Regions from separate parts of the Homo sapiens genome. Here region 1 is linked to region 2. Evidence: read pairs that join two places in POLR2A ChIA-PET (ENCODE). Cell type or tissue: B cell. All regions are shown on one strand.

The links. ChIA-PET counts read pairs that join two places held together with the same protein. Peaks named below come from ENCODE experiments on the same cell type or tissue, not always from the same donor. Only the 100,000 strongest peaks of a DNase experiment are listed, where the experiment ranks them.
Region 1: POLR2A ChIA-PET joins it to region 2 with 7 read pairs; 7 of 35 experiments call an interaction of 5 or more read pairs at or near these places.

The regions. Positions count from the first base shown.
Region 1 is chr2:233,284,942-233,289,941 of GRCh38, forward strand. It overlaps ATG16L1 (autophagy related 16 like 1), which reads left to right. Exons shown (of 18, transcript NM_030803.7): 13 at 4,913-5,000. It also overlaps SCARNA6. Among named protein-coding and RNA genes, the nearest start is that of SAG, 20 kb to the right of the region's middle. RefSeq lists an enhancer at 3,743-4,244. In B cell, no CTCF peak of the experiment used is centred here; no DNase peak of the experiment used is centred here.
Region 2 is chr2:233,084,209-233,089,208 of GRCh38, forward strand. The region is part of intron 2 of INPP5D (inositol polyphosphate-5-phosphatase D); the gene reads left to right. Among named protein-coding and RNA genes, the nearest start is that of INPP5D, 26 kb to the left of the region's middle. RefSeq lists a silencer at 331-625 and enhancers at 616-665, 4,583-5,000. In B cell, no CTCF peak of the experiment used is centred here; DNase peaks (open chromatin) are centred at 353, 2,403 and 2,903; H3K4me3 peaks cover 2,656 bases; H3K27ac peaks cover 4,933 bases.

The DNA of each region.
Region 1 (5,000 bases), 200 kb after region 2:
CGAACATGCAAAATAACGAGCCCTGACGATGACAAGGACATGTTGTGAGAGCTGAGGAGCCTATGTTCTTGTCTTAATGACGGACTAGGGAAGTGCACTGCTAGAGAGCCTGCCATGGGGCACACCAATTCAGATGCTTGAATAGGGTCATTTGAAGCCCTGTAGTTCTGTACTGTACACATGGAAAAGATGGCCTAGCCGGTACTCATGGCTACGTTCTAATCCATCCTGTGGTATACTGTGATTTATCTATCCATTGATCTTTTATTCTAGACTGAGATACAGTAAAACTGACCAATTATTGAAGAGGGGCCTACAGCCTTTTTTTTATGATAGTCCCTTAGAGGAGAAGAGGAAGAAGTTGAGTCAACCAGTAGTGCAGGATATTTTTTAATTGGTAATAGAGGAGTCCTATACAGGTGGGCATCAGCCTTTGGGTCAGAAATAACAAGAAGGGGACCTAGAGCAGGGAGCTAGACTGACAGATGAAGGTCATAACATTGAGCTGGCACACAGGTCTCACTGGGGAAATGTTCTCAGTATGCTGGAGCAGGGCGCAGGCTGCTGGGCTGCTGCTTCTGATGATGCCGTGCTGGGGCAGGAGCCTCCTGTGCTGGACTAGTTGGCTTTTGAGTTTCTGGCCTGCTCATAACCTTGTCCTGTTACTTGGTAAATGTGTGAAGATTGGGAGGCCTGTTTCAGCAGATTCCCTGCACCCAGAGAAGTCTCCCGAAAACCTTACCAGGTTCCAGAAAGTAAAATAGGCTCCTTATTCTAGGGAGTGCTGGCTTTTTTTTAGACCCCAGTTAACAGATGGTACTGGAGGACAGGAATCCATTCATCTATGTTGTGAAACTCACAGACATCCATGCCCTGTTCGGTGTCTCCTTTGCTCTTACGACAAGGGAATGGTGTTGGGAGAGACTGGCAAACAAGAAGCAGCTGGTTGAGTGCTTGCTTTAACATCCTTTTTGTAAATGCACCCTAGAAACAACCTGGCATTGAAAGGAGTCCTCTGTGATGCCTCCGTTAAAAATCTAAAGTCAGTACAAAACTGCCTGGCTGCTTGGTAAGATTTGACTTGAGAAACTTGCTTGAGAACCCCCCTGCCCACTTCTCTCGTGGTGTGGTGAAGTGGCCACAGTGAGGATTGGCTATGGCTGCTAGGTGATGGTTTCTGTTTGGAATGTTCCTCTTTGAGTTCTGCATTCTTCTGGAATCGGCTGTCTTTGGTTGGTGTTATGTTAGCTGCATGATTAAGTTGTTACCTGAATGAGCAATTTTGTGTTTAGAAATAGGGGTCGGCACTCGTTATCTGCCATGAGGCACAGAGATAGTCTGTGCAGAGCCCAGTGGAGCAGAGAAATCTTGAAGCCTCCCCACTTTGAGGCCCCGGCCTTGATGACATCTAAACCCGCTGCCCCGCTATTGTTAATCCCTGTTTAAAAGTAGAAGATGAAACCTAAAAGTGTTGTTAATCATAAAAATGAATTTCAGAAACACCTAACAGATAGAAGAATTTTAAATCTGATCCATTTCAAAGGACTCTATAAATGATAGAGGTGAATGAATGCCTGTAGGAGGCCCAGCTCTATACCATTGGAAGCACCGAGACAGTGAGTCAGCCTCAGGCAGCTCCAGCTTATTCTCACTGAGAATAAGGTGAGCAGAAGCCCAAACTTTTTTTTTTTTTTTTTTTTTTGAGACAGTGTCTCGCTCAGTCACCCAGGCTGGAGTGCAGTGGCGTGATCTCTGCTCGCTGCAAGCTCTGCCTCCTGGGTTCACACCATTCTCCTGCCTCAGCCTCCCGAGTAGCTGGGACTACAGGCGCCCGCCACCACGTCCAGCTAAGTTTTTGTATTTTTAGTAGAGACGAGATTTCACCGTGTTAGCCAGGATGGTCTCGATCTCCTGACCTTGTGATCCGCTCACCTCGGCCTCCCAAAGTGCTGGGATTACAGGCATGAGCCACCGCGCCTGGCCAAGCCCAAACATTGTAAAGAGCAAGGTGACAATACGTACGAGGAGCCAAGAAACAAAACGTCCCTTTCCCTTATTCCATTAGTTCAGCAGTTTCATTCCTGGAAATAAGTCAAGAGAAGAAAGCTGTGTGCTCATAGATGTTCACTGCAACAGCATCTGTGACAGACTCTTAAAGAAAGGGAGGTGCAACAAGGAAGAGATTTGATCCCATTCATCTTGCTGAGTCCGTACTAAGATAGCACAAGGATGTTTCCTGTTCACAGATGTTACAGAGACCCAGGGTGTTCAAATCAGTGGAACCCCAAAGCCCATGAATTTTCAGCTATCACATGAAAAAATGCTTACGCTATAAGCTTAAAAGAGTAATGGATAAATTTTTAGGAAGAGTATAATTGTGTAAAGATTAACATGTTCCTGTGAAGTATGTAAAAATGAATATACAGATGGTCCCCAATGTAGGGTATTTTCATCTTACAATGTGTTTGTCAAGACTGGCCCCATCATAAGTTGAGGATCATCTGTACTTGCCATATCCCACTTATGAACAATGTCTTTTTCTACCCTGTGTTTGTGAAATGTGATTTTACTCTTAACATTAAGAAAGAAACAGATAGTGAATATAAATACAAATTTGAAATTTTGATAAAATAGTTATTCAGAATTTAATGTAAGGCCGGGCACAGTGGTTCATGCCTGTAATCTTAGCACTTTGGGAAGCCGAGGCAGGCGGATCACTTGAAGTCAGGAATTCAAGACTAGCCTGGCCAACATGGTAAAACCCCGTCTCTACTAAAAATACAAAAATTAGCTGGATGTGGTGGCACACGCCTATAGTCCCAGCTACTCAGGAGGCTGAGGCAGGAGAATCACTTAAACCTGGGAGGCGGAGGTTGCAGTGAGCTGAGATCACGCCACTGCACTCCAGCTTGGGTGACAAGAGTGAAACTCTGTCTCAAAAAAGAAAAAAAGATAGAATTTAAGAAGTAGCCTACCCAAGTTTTGTCTCTGCCCATGATTTGTGCAGAGTGGATGTTTTATATTGAATGGAATCATTATTCATGGACTGTATCTAGTGTAGGCTTTGTTACTGGAGCTTTCTTGATCTTACGGAAGGATCAGTGGGAGGTTTTCACACAACCGCAGCACAGCCGGCACCCGACTGGCAGCAGTTGTAAGATGCTGTCCCAGTTTCAGAGGTTTGAATGTGGGATAAGGCAGTCTGAGAACTCATACAAGCTTCCCTCATTGAAGCTGAGAGGGGAGTATATGTGGTCCGAAGTTTTCGCTTCTGTGCTAAAGTGGAGTTAACCCCACTGAAAATAGAGGAAGGATTGGTTTCAAAAATGTTAACACAAAAAAAATCTAACCCTGAACCATGAGGTCTCATCTTTGGGAACTAAGGTTTGGAGTGCAGTGGCATGATCTGGGCTCCTTGCAGCCTCGACCTTCTGGGCTCAAGCAGTCCTCTCACCTCAGCCTCCCCTGTAACAGCTGAGACTATAAGTACCCACCACACCCAGCTAATTCGAATTTTTTTGTAGAGATGAGGGTCTCACTAATTTCCCCAGGCTGGTCTCAAACTCCTGGGCTCAAGCAATCCTCCCACCTTGGCTTCCCAAAGTGCTAGGATTACCAGTGTGAGCCACTTTGCCAACCCTTGCATTTTCTAATTAGAAAGAAAACATCAGTGAATACCTTCTGAACCTCTGGTGTTTTACACATAGAAAAATGTTGATCATGCACTGCATAGAGGTCAATGATGAATGGTAAAAGGTCTGAGTCCTCAGATCCCCTCCCGGCATCCCAGTTATCCCCAGCTGCCTCTCCTCCATCGCACTTCAGAAGTGCTGCGATGGGCAGAAGGGCAGCTGACACTCCGTGATGTCCCTCATTCTGTGTTCCTCCGTGAGCTCAGGGAAGACACTGGTTGGCATCCAACAGCTTAGTCACAAAGGGATTTGATTGTTGGGAGTGCTGGTATCTGTGGCTATGATCTGCCTTGTTCAAGCTGAGACCTCTGATTGAAAATCCCCCAGGGGTTTTAATTGTTTACATAAGGAGTCCTGATGTTTCCTTTTGTAAATTATGCCTGTGGTGACCTTGTCTAGTCTGACTTTAAATATGGAACTGACTTTCAGCAGCATGGCGCAACATCGAGGCTTTAAAAATTCTTTAATTTGATATAATTCAGACATAGAAAAATTACAAAAACAGTACAGCAGGTATCTGTGGTAGAGCTGATTTCAAATTCAAGATTGAGGATGGGGAGCACGTGAAGCTTGGTGCTAGTGATGTTGAATTTTTGTTTTTAATGTTATTTTTAGTGGGAGTTTTATCCTTTTGGTCTTGATACCTCACCTTTGGCCAACACTCAAAGATAGGCTTCCTATGAGATACATGGCCCCTGGATAAGACTCAGTGAATGAAATTGTTGCTTCTTGTCCTGTTTGGGATGTGTGTGTGTGTGTGTGTGTGTGTGTGTGTGACAGGATCTTGCTATCACTCAGGTGGAGTACAATGGCACTATCATAGTTCACTGCAACCTCAACCTCCCAGGCTCAAGCAATCCTCTTGCCTCAGCTTCCCAAGTAGCTGGGACCCCAGGCGCATGCCACCACTCCCTGCAAATTTTTAAAAAAATTTTTTTGTAGAGATGGGGGTTTCACTGTGTTGCCCAAGCTGTTCTTGAACTCCTGGGCTCAAGCAGTCCTCACACCTTGGCCTCCCAGTGTGCTGGGATTGCAGGCGTGAGTCACTGTGCCTGACCTGTTTCTTTTTCCTTTGCTGTCTTATCGCTTTGAGTGTTCCTGGCCGGATCTCAGGGTGGTCTGACACTCTGACTCTGGAGGTAAGGATGCTGTGGATACTTTGCCAGCATAGGCAGGGCCTGGCGCCCTGAGGCTCACCCTGGCTGTGTTCTCTCTCCTAGCACACACTCACGGGACACAGTGGGAAAGTGCTGTCTGCTAAGTTCCTGCTGGACAATGCGCGGATTGTCTCAGGAAGTCACGACCGGA
Region 2 (5,000 bases):
ATGCCCAGCTAAATTTTGTATTTTTCTGTAGAGATAGGGTTTCACTATGTTGCCCAGGCTGGTCTCAAACGCCTGGGCTCAAGTGATCCACCCGCCTCAGCCTCCCAAAGTGTTGGGATTACAGGCGTGAGCCACCATGCCCAGCCACACTCCCAGGTTTTCATGCAAGTTTAGATGAAGAGTTAGAAAATATCTATCTCATAGACCCTTTCATTATTCTTTCCCGATTTGGAAGAAAAAATCCAGTGGTCTGAGCCATTCCGGTGAGTTCTAAAGAAGAGACACTTGTGACTCAAGTCCCTGGTCCCTGACGGTGGCTGTCACGTATCTCCGGGCGACATGGCTTTTGGAGAGGGAAAACAAAACAACTTTCTAAAAGCTGTTCCGTCACAAGCATCCGGGAGGTGAACGGTTGAGCCATTGTTATTAAGCTCAGGAAGCGAGTGGCAGCTGTTATTGTTCTGAGTGGTCACTGAGTGAAGTAAAGATTCCGTCTGAGCCGCCGGGCAAAGGATGTGGCTCTAACACACTTCCTGAAGTTGCACAACAAGGGGCACAGAAAAGGTTCAGGGCATAGAAGCCTAGCACGGCCAGGGCTGCCCTGTGTGGGCTCCACAGCCATGCCAAGGACAATGGGCCCCAAGGGGGTCCGTGCTGGTGGAGGGGTTCCTTTATGCTCTGACACTCACCTTCTAGAAGCCTGCATTTTGAATTGGTTTTTCTGTCTACTGCAGAATATGGACAGATCTATTTTCCAAGCCTCTGAATATCTCAAAACATCTTTAGTTGTCTACACATTCAAGAGTAATTTGATAGATATAAAATTCTTGGAACCAACTGTTCGCTCAAAATCCTGTAAAAGGTACAGCACTACCTTCAAGAATGTAGTGTTACAGGCTGGGTGCAGTGGCTCACTCCTGTAATCCCAGCACTTTGGGAGGCTGAGGCAGGTGGATCACCTGAGGTCAGGAGTTTGGGACTAGCCTGGGCAACATGGTGAAACCCCGTCTCTACTAAAAATGCAAAACTTAGTCGGGTGTGGTGGTGCATGCCCGTAGTCACAGCTACTCCGGAGGCTGAGGTGGGAGGATCGCTTGAACCTGAGAGGCAGAGGCTGCAGCGAGCTGAGGTCTCACCACTGCACTCCAGCTGGGTGACAGAGCAAGACTGTCTCAAAGAAAAAAAAAAAAAAGAATGTAGCGTTATGAATAGTTCCGAGTACAAAATCCAAGGCCAAACTTGTGCTGGTTCCTATAGAGGCGACCCATTTTTTTCTTTTTTTCTACTTTGAAGCCGGTGGGAATTCTTTTCCAGTGTTGTCATTTTCCTTTCATTGATAGTACCTGCAATGTGTTCGGCTTGTTCACTTTGCAAACTCTGTTCTTTGACACAAAAGACCTTTCTTCTGTTAGGTCTTTGAGTAAGTTTTTATTCCAGCTCTTCTGGCATCTTTCTTCTAATCCCCTGAGAAAGCCAAGCCTCCCCCCGTTTTCTAGCCCCCTGGGGTACACATGCCTTTGTGACTGAGCAGCCCCTCCCTCTTGTGTGGCTGCAAGATCCCTAATCCCTTCCCCAGTCTGTCAGAGAATTCTGGAAAGAGTATCCATGCCATTTGTCATCTCTACCTCCAAATGACTGTCTTTATTTTCTCCCCATCCCCACTAGCCATTTTGTCCTTGTTTCTCCATGTTCCAGAGCCTTCTGGTTCACCTTGCCCCAGATCATGGGCCTGTTTCCTGTCTTTGTTACCCAAAGCGGTCTAGAACTAACATCAACATGCACCATGTAGCCGATAAGTTTAGACTGGGGAATGGGATGCAAGTGTAACCAATGAGATGTGAAGAGAAGGGCTTTGTGGGCTTCTAGTAAAGGTCTGTTTGTCTTAAAAACAGACATAGGGATAAGATAGCCTCTTTCTTTCTTTCTTTCTTTCTTTCTTTCTTTCTTTCTTTCTTTCTTTCTTTCTTTCTTTCTTTCTTTCCTTTTTGAGACAGAGTTTCGCTCTTGTTGCCCAGGGTGGAGGGCAATGGCATGATCTCGGCTCACCACAACCTCCGCCTCCTGGGTTCAAGTGATTCTCCTGCCTCAGCCTCCCAAGTAGCTGGGATTACAGGCACCTGCCACCATGCCGGGCTAATTTTTGTATTTTTAGAAGAGATGGGACTTCACTATGTTGGTCAGGCTGGTCTCGAACTCCTGACCTCAGGTAATCTGCTCGCCTTGGCCTCCCAAAGTGCTGGGATTACAGGTGTGAGCCACCGCACCCAGCCAAGATAGCCTCTTTCCTACCTTTGGAAGCTGCCATAGGATGTGATAGCTGGGTCTCTGCTGCTGCCTTGTAACCATGAGGAGAGGTAGCTGGCGAGTGAGGCCAACACACGGAAAGGAGAAGTGAACCTGGGTCCTGGATGATGCCCTTGAATTTGCTGAACAGAATGAAGCAACCTGGGATCTGCCCTCCTCTAGATTTTCTGTTTTGTGAGTTAATTAATTTCTTTTTGCTCAAGTTAGTTGAGTTAGGGTTTTCTAACAGCTAAAAGTGTCCTAACTTACAAAGGTTTAAACTATCCCAGGGGAATTTCAAAGCAGAAAAGTGAAAATTTCAAATTGAATATCGAGTTTCACTGCACCAAATGCCCATGAGCCACGGTCTGACAACACAGTCTCTGGGTCTTCCTTCTCCTTAGCCTGTGTCGTGTTTCTGGGACCTGCTCCAGCCCTGTCCCAGACATTCCTAATGACTTATGTTCCTGTCAGACATCCTTGGGCTCAACATCTCTTTCTCTAACCCTGACCAGAAAAAGCACAAAAATCAATCAGTATTTTAACAATGTCTGTGCACTGGGGAGGCATGATTTCTTGCTTATTGCAGGATGGTTTCGCTTCTCATCTTGACTTTGCCCTTCGAGATCAGCTTCCGGGTCTAATTGTGTCTGTCAGATTTGCAAGAGGCCACTTCGGGTTTGCCAAATAGAAGAAAGTCTTTCTGAGAGGCCTCACTTGATCACCCCAGAAAAATAGTCACCCCACCCTTCACCTGTTGCTCTTTAACCCCTTACCCTCCTTTCTTTTCTTTGTGGCACTTGTGACTACCTGATTTTATATTATATTTATTTATTTATTTATTTTTTTGAGACGGAGTCTCACTCTGTCACCAGGCTGGAGTGCAGTGGCACAATCTCGGCTCAGCTCACTGCAACCCCTGCCTCCCGGGTTGAAGTGATTCTCCTGCCTCAGCCTCCCGAGTAGCTGGGACTACAGGCACATGCCACCACACCCAGCTAATTTTTGTGTTTTTAGTAGAGACAGGGTTTCACCATGTTGCCCAGGATGGTCTCGACCTCTTGACCTTGTGATCTGCCCGCCTCAGCCTCCCAAAGTGCTGGGATTACAGGTGTGAGCCACCATGCCCAGCCCTGAGGTATTTGAAAATATACATTTTTATATTGACTTATTTATCATCTATACTAGAACTATTCCTAGCATGTAGTGAGTGCTTGATAAATACTTATTGAATGAATTAACTCTTCTGCCACCATTAAGAAGATAGAAAGTGCTACAGGTTTCACTTAAAATTATGATTTATCTCACCCTTGCTGTAGTCATCAATCTTAAATTTGTCCTCCACAGGATCCGCCGTTATCTATTGACTTGCTTTTCATGCCTTGGTCAACTTCCTCTGCATTCGAGACGGGTTCTCTTTTCTGGACTCAGTTCTGCTGTAGCTCCCTCCAAAGTGGATCCTCATTTCAGCATTGAATTGAGCTCCTCATTTTTTTTTTCTTGAGACAGTGTCTCGCTCTAGCCCCCATGCTGGAGTGCAATGGCAAGATCTCGGCTCACTGCAAACTCTGCCTCCTGGATTCAAGCGATTCTCCTGCCTCAGCCTTCCAAGTAGCTGGGATTACAGCCATGCACCACCACCCCCGACTAATTTTTTGTATTTTTAGTAGAGACGGAGTTTCATCATGTTGGCCAGGCTGGTCTCAAACTTCTGACCTTGTGATCTGCCCGCCTCAGCCTCCCAAAGTGCTGGGATTACAGGCATGAGCCACCAGCCCCGCCAAGGTTCTCATTTTGTTGCAAGCCTGCCTTGCCTGGCTGATCTTCATGTTTCACTGGCCCTGTTGTCTGTTCATCTTTCTCCTCTTCCTGGGATTTTCACTCCTGGGTCATAAAGGCCTTGCCTTTTGACGTCCACGTGAGGCTGCCGATGCTTCCCGAGATGTCCCGAGACAAGTTCCAGCAGCCACATTTCCAGAGAAGGCTCTTCCTCGGGTCTTCAGGGTGGTGTAATGTCCTAGTTCCCTCGGGGAAGCAGTTTCTTCTCTCAAGCTTCTGTTTCCTCCTCAGAAACAGTGGGAGGCCAGCAGTACTTCTCTCCTGTGGAGATTTTGAGGACTAAAAGAGATGGTTTATGTAAACATGCAGCTCATGTCTGACACGTGACTCCATGGATGACTGTTTTAAAATGGCGAGGACGCACAGAGGCCAGTCAGCTCGCTGACACCAACATGGGGTCACCGGGCAGAGGCCCCGGCCCATGACTGGCCAAGAGCTGGGGACACCAGGCACAGGGGAAGGAGAAAGGGCTGAGACTTTGGGACACAAAAAACTCAGGTGTCCTGGGATTGACAGCAAGGCCATCCAAAGGGGCCTTGGAGAGGAGGACAAGTGCCTGGAAATCCTGACTGCCCGATCGGGGCCCAGGCGCGAGGGTCATGGAGGACAGAGGCACCAAGTAGGGACCCTAGACCCTGTCTGCCTTGGGATCCTCTGAGAACTGAGAACTGTAACAGCATTACAGCCGTATGTCCCGACTATATTCCTTAAGGGTCAGGGGTTGTCCTGTGCCTGCTCACTGGGCATACGTCACTGCTGCTTTGGATAACTGAGGAAGACAGAGGCGGGGTGAGGGCGAGGGTGGATGCCTGGGGTCCCAACCAGGTGACAAGAGAGAGCCTTGAGGACACGGGAGGGACCAGCGGGAGGCCCCACAA